2 separate regions of the Homo sapiens genome follow, and region 1 is linked to region 2. Evidence: chromatin contacts called from ENCODE Hi-C data. All regions are on one chromosome and are shown on one strand. The core of a region is the stretch at or near the end of the contact, and the rest is flanking DNA. Distances in the headings are between cores, read along the strand shown. Region 1 overlaps NHSL1 (NHS like 1). Region 2 has its middle 62 kb from the start of IL20RA.

Region 1 (4,895 bases), core at 2,308-4,807, 1.3 Mb after region 2:
GACTTCTAGGTTCTACCCGGAAATCAGACAAGCTCTCACCAGATGGACAGTGTGGGGCCTGAAATAGGGTCTCTTTCCCATATATTCTCATACGAAATATGCTCTCTTTCTCAGAAGAGCCAACTGATCCAAAAGTGGGATTAACTAAGAAACACAGATTAATTCAGTCTTTTTTGTTTTGATTTGTTAGTAAAAGTTAGAAAACTGAATTATAGCCAGAGCTAAACTTAGTATTCATTTAGAATTATTACATGAAAATAGAGAACAGATGAAACTATATAGAACATATCAACTATACAGAACTATATAGTTGATGTCTTTAAGAAGACAGCCACATACATTCCAGTCCTTTTTGGAAGACACTTAGTCTTTGATGCTCTTCCTCCCAGAATTAAACCTCTTGTGTTGACTCTTGGTTTTCAAGATCCTTAATAGTTTCATAGGGTGCCAAAACGTCTGCAGCCTTTTGGCTATATGTTTCTTCTGTCTTTAGTAGATTTAGACACAAGAGACCCTCACTGATTTCTGTTCTCTGTGCATTCTTTTTTTTTTCTCCTGGCGCCAACAACAACAGAAAAAGTGGGGGTAGTGGAAATGAATCCATGTAGAAGCACAGTTCATGGTTCATCCAGCAACTCCATGATGGCCAACAGGTGACTTCCACATCCATATTATTAAGTAACTTTAATTGTTCATTCTTTTTTTCTTTTGAGACGGAGTCTCACTCTGTCGCCCAGGCTAGAGTGCAGTGTAGTGGCGCAATCTTGGCTCACTGCATCTCCGCCTCCCAGGTTCAAGCAATTCTCCTGCCTCAGCCTCCCAAGTAGCTGGGATTACAGGCACGTGCCACCATGCCTGGCTAATTTTTGTATTTTTAGTAGAGATGGGGTTTCACCACATTGGCCAGGCTGGTCTCAAACTCTTGACCTCAGGTAATCCGCCCGCCTCAGCCTCCAAAGTGTTGGGATTACAAGCGTGAGCCACCATGCCCAGCCTAATTGTTCATTCTTTCATATGTATTATATTAGTCCCTTTACCTCAAATCTAATTGCTTTATCAAGAGCTTTAAACTTTCTTTTGTTGTTGTTGTTTTTGAGATGAGGTCTTGCCCTCTTGCCCAGGCTAGAGTGCAGCACAGTGATTACAGCTCATGGCAGCCTCAGATTCCTGGGCTCAAGCAATCCTCCTGCCTCAGTTTCCCAAGTAGCTGGGAGTATGGATGTGCATCAGCGTCCCTGGCTAATTTATTTATTTTTCATTTATTTTTATTGTATTATTATTTTTTTGAGACAGGGTCTCACTCTGTTACCCAGGCTAGAGTGCAGTGGCAGAATCACAACTCACTGCAGACTCAAACTCCTGGGTTCAAGCGATCCTCCCACCTCAGCCTCCCGAGTAACTAGGATGACCGGCACAAGCCACCATGCCCAGCTAATTTTTGAAAACTTTCTGTAGAGACAGGGTCCTGCACATTGCCCAGGCTGGTCTTGAACTCCTAGGCTCAAGCCATCCTCCTGCCTCAGCTGCCAAAGTGCTGGAATTACAGGCTTGAGCCACTGCACCAGGCCCTAAGAGCTCTAAACTTTCTTATCACACAGTGAATTAAAATATTTTGGATCTTAACTATCCCATATTAAGCGATCCTTTCCTCAAATGAAAGAAAATACTTAATTAGAACATATATGTTTAAACTGATACAGTAAGTTGTTTGTAATCATATTTTAGAATAACAAATTATGTATTAAAATCATATAACATAATGAATATTCAAGAACTCACTACTCAACCCATGACCTAAAATATTACTAAAAACCTGCATCTCCCTCCATGCCCCATCCCATCTCCCTACTTCCCCAGAGGTGACCACTAGCCTGAATTTTGTGTTCCTAATTACTCCTTGTTATATGTGTGCGTGTGTGTGTGTGCGTGCGTGCATAAACTTGCTTTGACTTTTACAAAAATAGTATTATTCTCTTTGTGTTTTTCTTACTATTATCTTTCTAAGACACATCCATGTAGTTGTGTGAAACTGTAATTCATTCATTTCACTGGGGTATACATTCCACTCCAGTACTAATTTATTCACATTTTTTATTGATGGACAATTGGGTTGTAAAAGATGCTCTTTGTATTATCTCAACAATGCAAAACTCCCCATAAGAGAATGAGAATGGTTAGGAGGAAAGGACTGTGGCAAAGGCTCTACTCCCCATACAGTCATTACTGGGGGAAAAACATGAGCTCTAGAGTCGTAAGTCTAGGTTTAAATCCTGGTTTTGCTTTTAGGGGTGATAGATGTGTTCACTCTCTTGATTATGGTAATGGTCTCCTGTGTGTATACATATGTCAAAATTTATTAAGTTGTATACTTTAAATATGTATAGATTATTTTATGTAAGTTATACTTCAATAAAAGGCGTTTTAATAAAGAAAGATCTTGTTTCAGTATTTAAAAACTATGTGATCTTAGGCAAGTGATCTAATCTCTCCAAGATACAGTTTTCTCATCCATGATATGGGCATAATCAAAGCTACTTTGCATGGTTGCAATAAATACTGAATATATTCACATACAGCACTGAGCACAGTCCCTGGCGCCTGAGCCTTTCCATGTGCCAAGTGCTTGGCATCATACTGGAAACACAGAGATCAACAAGATAGGGATGCTGTCCATTAATCTAGAAGAGAAGGCAGGTATAAACAGACCCTGATTATAGAGTAGTGGGATGGAAACAGCAAGAGAAACTGGAATGGGTCATTGGAGACATTCTCACTGGTTTGCAGGCAAAAAGGCGTGGGAATGACAGACCCCAATTTTCTCATTTTTGTCTGCAATGGCATGGAATAAGAAGGTGCCATAACTGCAGAGCAGTGAGCATTGACTCATTTGTGTTTCTACAGTTTCCTGAAATTACTCACAGAGACCCAGTAACACATGATTGGACATGGAGTAATCACTTCTCGACTGTAAGCTGCCCTAGGCCAAGAATGGGATCCATATACTGAGACCAAGTAGCACTTAAAAACTTTTTTGGGGGAAAAAAAAATTGAGTGAAGCATACCAGACAAGTCAAAGAGGAATAAGAGATGACAAAATTGGGCATAATGAGGAGGAATTGAGGTAACTGAGTAATCTTGCCCTTTTGCTTAACCAGCATGGTGCGATGAAAAGAAATGAGCTGCAAGGAGCCCCGCCTTCACATGCTCCCTGCAAGGAGCCCCGCCTTCACATGCTCCCTGCAAGGAGCCCCGCCTTCACATGCTCCCTGCAAGGAGCCCCGCCTTCGCATGCTTCCTGGTGCTTTCGAGCTATGTGATCTTGAGAAAGCCATTTCATATTTCTGAGTCTCCATTTCCAGATTAAAATAATAGTAATAGCTATTAAAATAATCTGTTTCATGGGGCTGTTTGTGGAAAATAAGATCTAATTTGTGAAAAAGTTCTATATCCTAACGTGTACCCCGATGAACAAGCTAGCAATAGCATAAACACTGGTAGTGCCACACCTAGATAACCTGTAAAGCCATGACAATCAGAAATTCGTCAGTAGCTGCTGAAACCTCTCAAATTTATTGCCTTGGGCAGGAAATTCTATGTGGGTGGAACAAAAGACGAGATGATTGGGAGAGTGGCCAAATTTTTATAAAAACAGACATTGTCTATTGAATCATTTTCTTTGAAGCGTGGTTTGAAATACCAATCAGCTTAACAATACTTATCATCATCATCTGAGCATCTAGTCTGTGCCAGGCACTGTGCTAAGGGTTTCACAAACATTAATTTACTTCAACCTCACACCAACTCTCCAAGGTAGGTTAGGGTAACTATGTAATTTTATCGAAACCAGAACACCTCTGAGAGTGAAAGGGGGTGCAATTAATAATTACACAGAATAACAGCTGTAAACCAGGGCTGTTCTAAGCAAACCGGAACATGTGGTTTTTATCTCTTTACAGTTGAGGAACCTGAACCTCACAGACGAAAGCAACTTATCCAAGGCCACTGAGCTCTGACAGGTGGAAAAGCTGCCCCAAACCTACGCTCTCAAGCATCATGTTAAATAAGCCTCCTGTGTTTACAGGTATGGCAGCAAGGTTACTGCCTTTTCTTCAAAGTCTTCCTTTGATTTAAATATTTCTTATCAACAAAGCCTAAAACAGAAGCTGACATGCCAGTTCAAAGAATAACAGGAAACAGGGAAATTTCGATTTCTGTCACGACTATTAAAGCCAACTGTTTACTGCCAAAAATCTAGATCTAATACATCTCTTTAGGGGTGAATTTTACACAAGAGATTGCATAACTCATGATTGATATCCTTTCTGCTAAGACAATGGGGATTCTGTGAAGGTTTCCCAGATTCAGTGAACGTATCATCAAATATAACTTCCGATAATGGCAGGTGGAAAAATTCCCTATCGACTCACAGTAAGTATTTTCGCACTGATAACTGACCTGCCTTCAAATGCAAGAACCTCTTTGGCAGTACTTGGCATATGCTGAAAACTGAAAAGAGAAAAAAGTCAAAAACAGTACACAAAGCAATGGTGTACTCTTTGATTTCAGAGTTGAATGAAAAGGTATTTTCTGGAATTTCTTTCTTTCTTTTTTTTTTTTTGGAGATGGAGTCTCACTTACTCTGCCGCCCAGGCTGGAGTGGAGTGGTGCGATCTCAGCTCACTGCAACCTCCACCTCCCAGATTCAAGCAATTCTCCTGCCTCAGCCTGAGTAGCTGGGACTACAGGTGCATGCCACCACGCCTGGCTAATTTTTATATTTTCAGTAGAGACAGGGTTTCACCATGTTGGCCAGGCTAGTCTGGAACTCCTGACTTCAAGGGATCCGCCTGCCTCAGCCTCCCAAAGTGCTGGGATTACAGGCACACACTACCATG
Region 2 (4,865 bases), core at 715-3,214:
TCTAGATAAGCTTGGGTTGTCATATTGGAACTCATCATATAAATAAATTTACCCAAAATTGTTTATGACCATGAATGACAAAGCTTTACTGTGCTCAAGCACATTTGCATTTTAGAATAAGATAAACAGCTTTGTTCAAAGAATGAAAGTCTAATGGTGAAATTTTGCCGCCATTGCAGGGCTAGTGCCCCTCATGTCACATTATGAGGTTAGCTTCTTTTACAGATTCAAAGGATAAAACAAGGGCCCTCTACTTTGTCCCTGCTGAATTCTCGAGACCTAGAACAGGCACATAATTGATGCTTATTAAAGATGTACAAATTAATGATCAGATTTTAGCCAGGGCCAGATTTCAGTTTTAGAAACATCACTCTGGCTGTAATATGAAAGTTAGATGGAAGAGGTAACACTAGAGAGGAGACCAAGCAGGAAGTTGGTGGCAAACCCTGACAGTAGACACACGGCCATGGCTTCCAGGGTTTTGGACTAAAATCCTACCCTCTTCAGGAAATAACTAGTCTCATTCTGGAAAACATCTGTTGGCTTATTAGTGGTCTCTGAGGGAGGCTAAAAGCCTGACCCTGGGGTGCCCTGTGACCATGTGGCCCATACTTCTCATCATGAATGGGTCTTCTCTGGACCATTAAACCATGAAGCAGGAGGAGCATAGCAAGACTGGATCCAACCTTACAGCACAAATAAAACTGCAGGATGTCAAGGATCAATGGACAAGGTGACCTGTTCTGTGGACATGTGACCTACTCAGTTTCACACTCTGGCATTTTCTCAATGTGCTCGTGAGCAAATGTCTGTGCAGTAAGGTCAGGGGTCCCACATGGCTCAGAAGAATAGGCCTCCTCTCACTGAGGCTGACTTGGCTGCTGCAGGCCTGAGTGTCCCGTCAGTCAATGGCAGGAAGCAGCCCGTGAACATCTTGGAGGGGGCAGTGATTTGTCCTCAATGGGGGAGACACATCCAGATTTGGGTTTGCCTTCTGAGCCCATCATACTCATGTGACTTATTGAATGTCTTATTCACCAGGGTTTTTTACCAAAACACTGCTTCTGATTAAGAACTCAGTTGGCTTTGGGTCTGCTTACTTCCAGTCAGTACCTGGGCCACTGACCACTCTCAATGTTCTTTTCTGCACGTGGATATTCAGGCTGACCTATTTCCTGGCTTGTAGGTTTGACACACTTTTCTTTCCTGTTTGAATCGTAGGTACCTTGAAGCTATCTGAAAAAAAAAAAATTGGCTTGGGTAGAAAGGCAACACCCTGGATTTGTTCTTTGCCTGAGGCTTCCTCTCTGTGTGGCTGAGGAGTCTTAACAGGCCTTTGAGAAAGGGCGTGAGTACTGGTTTTATCACTTGCAGCTCTGGTTCAATTAAGTGCTATTATAAGCCTCTTTACGTATCAGTTGGCTTTTCAACCCTTAACAAGTCTCTTCTTTTTGGATGCTCTCTACTTTCTTCCAGCTCTGCTTGCAAACTTGTCAATTCTTGTCTTAGTTGATCACTTTTTTAAAAACCTGTTTATAGACAGCAAAGAGAAGCCAACACAGATTGACATTTGGATTCTTTCCAATAGCTTCATTTGAAGCAATAGGAGAAGCGATCTGCTTCTCCAGTTATTGTAGGTAATAGCTTTGCCAAATGTTTTTTGACAATAGAACAAGGGTGGTCAACATTTTAGCCTGAAATACCCACGTCCCCATCACCTGTGATTCTCTCATTGTACCAATGCCACATCTTAGGTTTCAGTTATGGCAGCACTATGCACATTTCTGTATTATTTAGGGCAAGTGCCCAGCTGCTGCAAAGAGAAGCCAAAATGCCCTGGTTTAAATAGGATAGATATTTATTTCTCTCACATATTACAGTGCAGTACAGTGCAGGTTCTGTTCCAGGAAATCATTCAGGGATGCATTTGAGTGAAGTCAAGCAATTGTCTTCAAATCATAGCTTCCACAGCTGCTAAAGACATAGAAAAAGGAAAGGTGATTTGAAAGTAAACATCTTTCAGAAGAGGAACTGGAAGATGAACATACCAATTTCATTCATTTCCATTTGGTGAGAACTCAGGTAATTGGCTACATTTAGCTGCAAAAAGTTTGAAAAAAGTCATCTTAAGTCGGGGCAGCCCCACCGAAGAAAAAGTGAGAATAGTTTTGGGGGGTTAACCAATATTATGGTCAGCATACTGGTCTACCTTATTCTTTATAGTGCTTATGTAGCATACGACTTAACAGATATACGGTAATTTTTCAACCATGTCCCTCTTGGAGGATTTTTAGATTGTTTCCAATATATTGCTATTATAATCCCTCTTTATACATAAATATTTGTGCCCTGTAATTTTATAATTTGTGTCCAAACTGCCCTCTGAAGTTGTATTATCCTATCCTCATACTAAGGGTGCTGGCTTCCCCATGGCTTCACAAAATTGCGTCTTATCTGACTTTTTAGTTTTTGCCAATTTATTAGGTAAAAGATGGTGTCTTGTTTTAGCTTGCATTTAAAAAATTATGTTTAGCATTTTTTCCTTCCTTTATAAAATCATTTTCTTTCTCCCTTCCTTCCCTTCCTTCCTTCCTTTTTCTTTTTCTTTCTTTCTTTTCATTCCTTCATTCCTTCCTTTTTTTTTTTTTTGAGAGAAGTCTCTCTCTTGTCCCCCAGGTTTGAGTGCAATGGCTTTTTCTCTGCTCACTGCAACCTCCACCTTCTGGGTTCAAATGATTCTCCTGCCTCTGCCTCCCAAGTAGCTGGGATTAAGGCGCCTGCCACCATGCCCAGCTAATTTTTGTATTTTTTAGTAGAGATGGTGTTTCACCATGTTGGCCAGGCTGATCTCGAACTCCCGACCTCAGATGATCCACCTGCTTTGGCCTCCCAAAGTGCTGGGATTACAGACGTGAGCCACTGCACCCGGTCCCTCCCTCCTTCCTCCCTCCTTTCCTTCCTTCCTTCCTTCCTTCCTTCCTTCCTTCCTTCCTTCCTTCCTTCCTTCCTTCCCTCCTTCTGTCTCTCTCTCTCTCTCTCTCATCTCTCTCTAGTTTTGGAACTGCCTATTCTAACCCTTTATAACTTTCCTGTTGAGTTTTTGGTAAGTTTTAAAAATAAATTTTAATGAGAATTTTATAGATGCATAACACTTTTCCAAGTATAGTATTCCTGGGTGTCACTGAACACCACAGGTGGGCAAACTACAGCTTGGAGGCCAAATCTGTCCTGTAAATGGCATTTTATTGGAACACAGTCATGCTCATTTGTTAACATATGGTCTATGGCTGCTTTTGCCCTACAACGGCTGAACTGAGTGGTTTTGACAAATATTATATGGCCTTGAGTCTAAAATATTTACTCTCTAATCTTTACACAGAAAAAGTTTGCTGATTCTTGCCCCAGACTCCATGAAAGAATCTCCAGTGTTGTGGGCTGTACACGTATATTTTGAAAAAAGCTTCTCAAGTTTCTAAAGTTTGAGAAGCATGTTTGGAAAAAAAAGTATCCAAAGTTTGAGAAACATGATTTAGTTAGTAGTAGAATACAGAAAGGCATACTTTCCCATCAGACTCCTTTTCACATCTTCTGCATTTCTTCCCCTTTTCTTTCCACATCTGACCACCCCAAACCAAAGTTTTAAGAGAAACATCTAGGGGGTTTCCAAGTTAGTATGGCTAGTAATAATCTGTCTTATTACTCAGGCATTGCAAAATTCCTTAGCTGTAGTAAAACTTTATAAACAGTAAAAATTTGGGGCAAAAGCAAAAAATGGACATTTCTCACATCTTGAAAAAGAAAACACAATTCTTCTCTTTAGAAAATAATATTGATATGCACAGTTGTACATGTGAGTGCCTAGACATGTATATATTAGCATAATGATGTGTGTGTATGTTTATGCATGACACACATGGAAACATATACATTGGAAGCACCGCTTTGGATCAAACTCATGATTCAGACAGTCCAGTATATTGTTTCTAGTACATGTCTCCAGCCACCCTCAAACCTGCCAAGACCAGCTCGGTTGGGGAGACCCTAACCCAACAGCGCTAGAGGAATTAAAGACACACACACAGAAATATAGAGGTGTAGAGTGGGAAATCAGGGGTCTCACAGCCTCCAGAGCTGAGAAGCTCAAACAGAGATTTACCCACTTATTTATTAACAGCAAGCCAGTGATAAGCATTGTTTCTATAGATTATAGAGTAACTAAAAGTATTCCTTATGGGAAACAAAGGGATGGGCTGAAATAAAGCGATGGGTTTGGCTAGTTATCTGCAGCAGGAGCATGTCCTTAAGGCACAGATCGCTCATGCTATTGTTTGTGGATTAAGAACGCCTTTAAGTGGTTTTCCACCCTGGGTAGGTCAGGTGTTCCTTGCCCTCATTCCGGTAAACCCACAACCTTCCAGCGTGGGTGTCATGGCCATCACGAACATGTCACAGTGCTGCAGAGATTTTGCTTATGGCCATTTTTTGGGCCAGTTTATGGCCAGATTTTGGGGGGCCTTTTCCCAACAAAACCTTTCACAAACAAGGAAATAACCACTTAAACATCTGAAGCTTTCGATGTCAATCTCAAAGTTACAGGATTAGTCTGAATGATCCTACTTTCCCTTAGTACTCCATTTGACTCTGTTATTTGTGACTTTATTAGATCCTCTTTAAAAGGTATTTATATATTATCCCTACTCTCATTCCACTCCAACAAAGTGCAATAGGGTTCTGCTCCTAAGGACAGAAAACACTCCAGGGGACGGCATGCAATTATTACTTAAGTCACTAAAGCAGCATTTATTTTCTGTGTTATTTTCTCTCTCATTGCAGGAAATGTTTCAATACCACCTGAATTTCAGGCA

What was found. Hi-C counts contacts between places; a loop is a spot of excess contacts on that map. Pooled maps may share reads with other maps.
Region 1: a loop to region 2 is called in a pooled map, with 19 times the contacts of the local background. The contact joins two enhancer-like sites. A Hi-C loop is called at or near these places in 2 of 37 single-sample maps with no recorded cell type and 3 of 50 pooled maps.

Annotation. Positions count from the first base shown.
Region 1 is chr6:138,452,279-138,457,173 of GRCh38, forward strand. All of the region lies in intron 3 of NHSL1 (NHS like 1), which reads right to left. Among named protein-coding and RNA genes, the nearest start is that of MIR3145, 19 kb to the left of the region's middle. Within about 2 kb of position 3,558, at least 11 of the 41 ENCODE cell types and tissues checked have a DNase peak (open chromatin) inside an H3K27ac peak, as active enhancers do.
Region 2 is chr6:137,104,332-137,109,196 of GRCh38, forward strand. No RefSeq gene overlaps it. Among named protein-coding and RNA genes, the nearest start is that of IL20RA, 62 kb to the left of the region's middle. RefSeq lists an enhancer at 1,790-1,849. Within about 2 kb of position 1,965, at least 5 of the 41 ENCODE cell types and tissues checked have a DNase peak (open chromatin) inside an H3K27ac peak, as active enhancers do.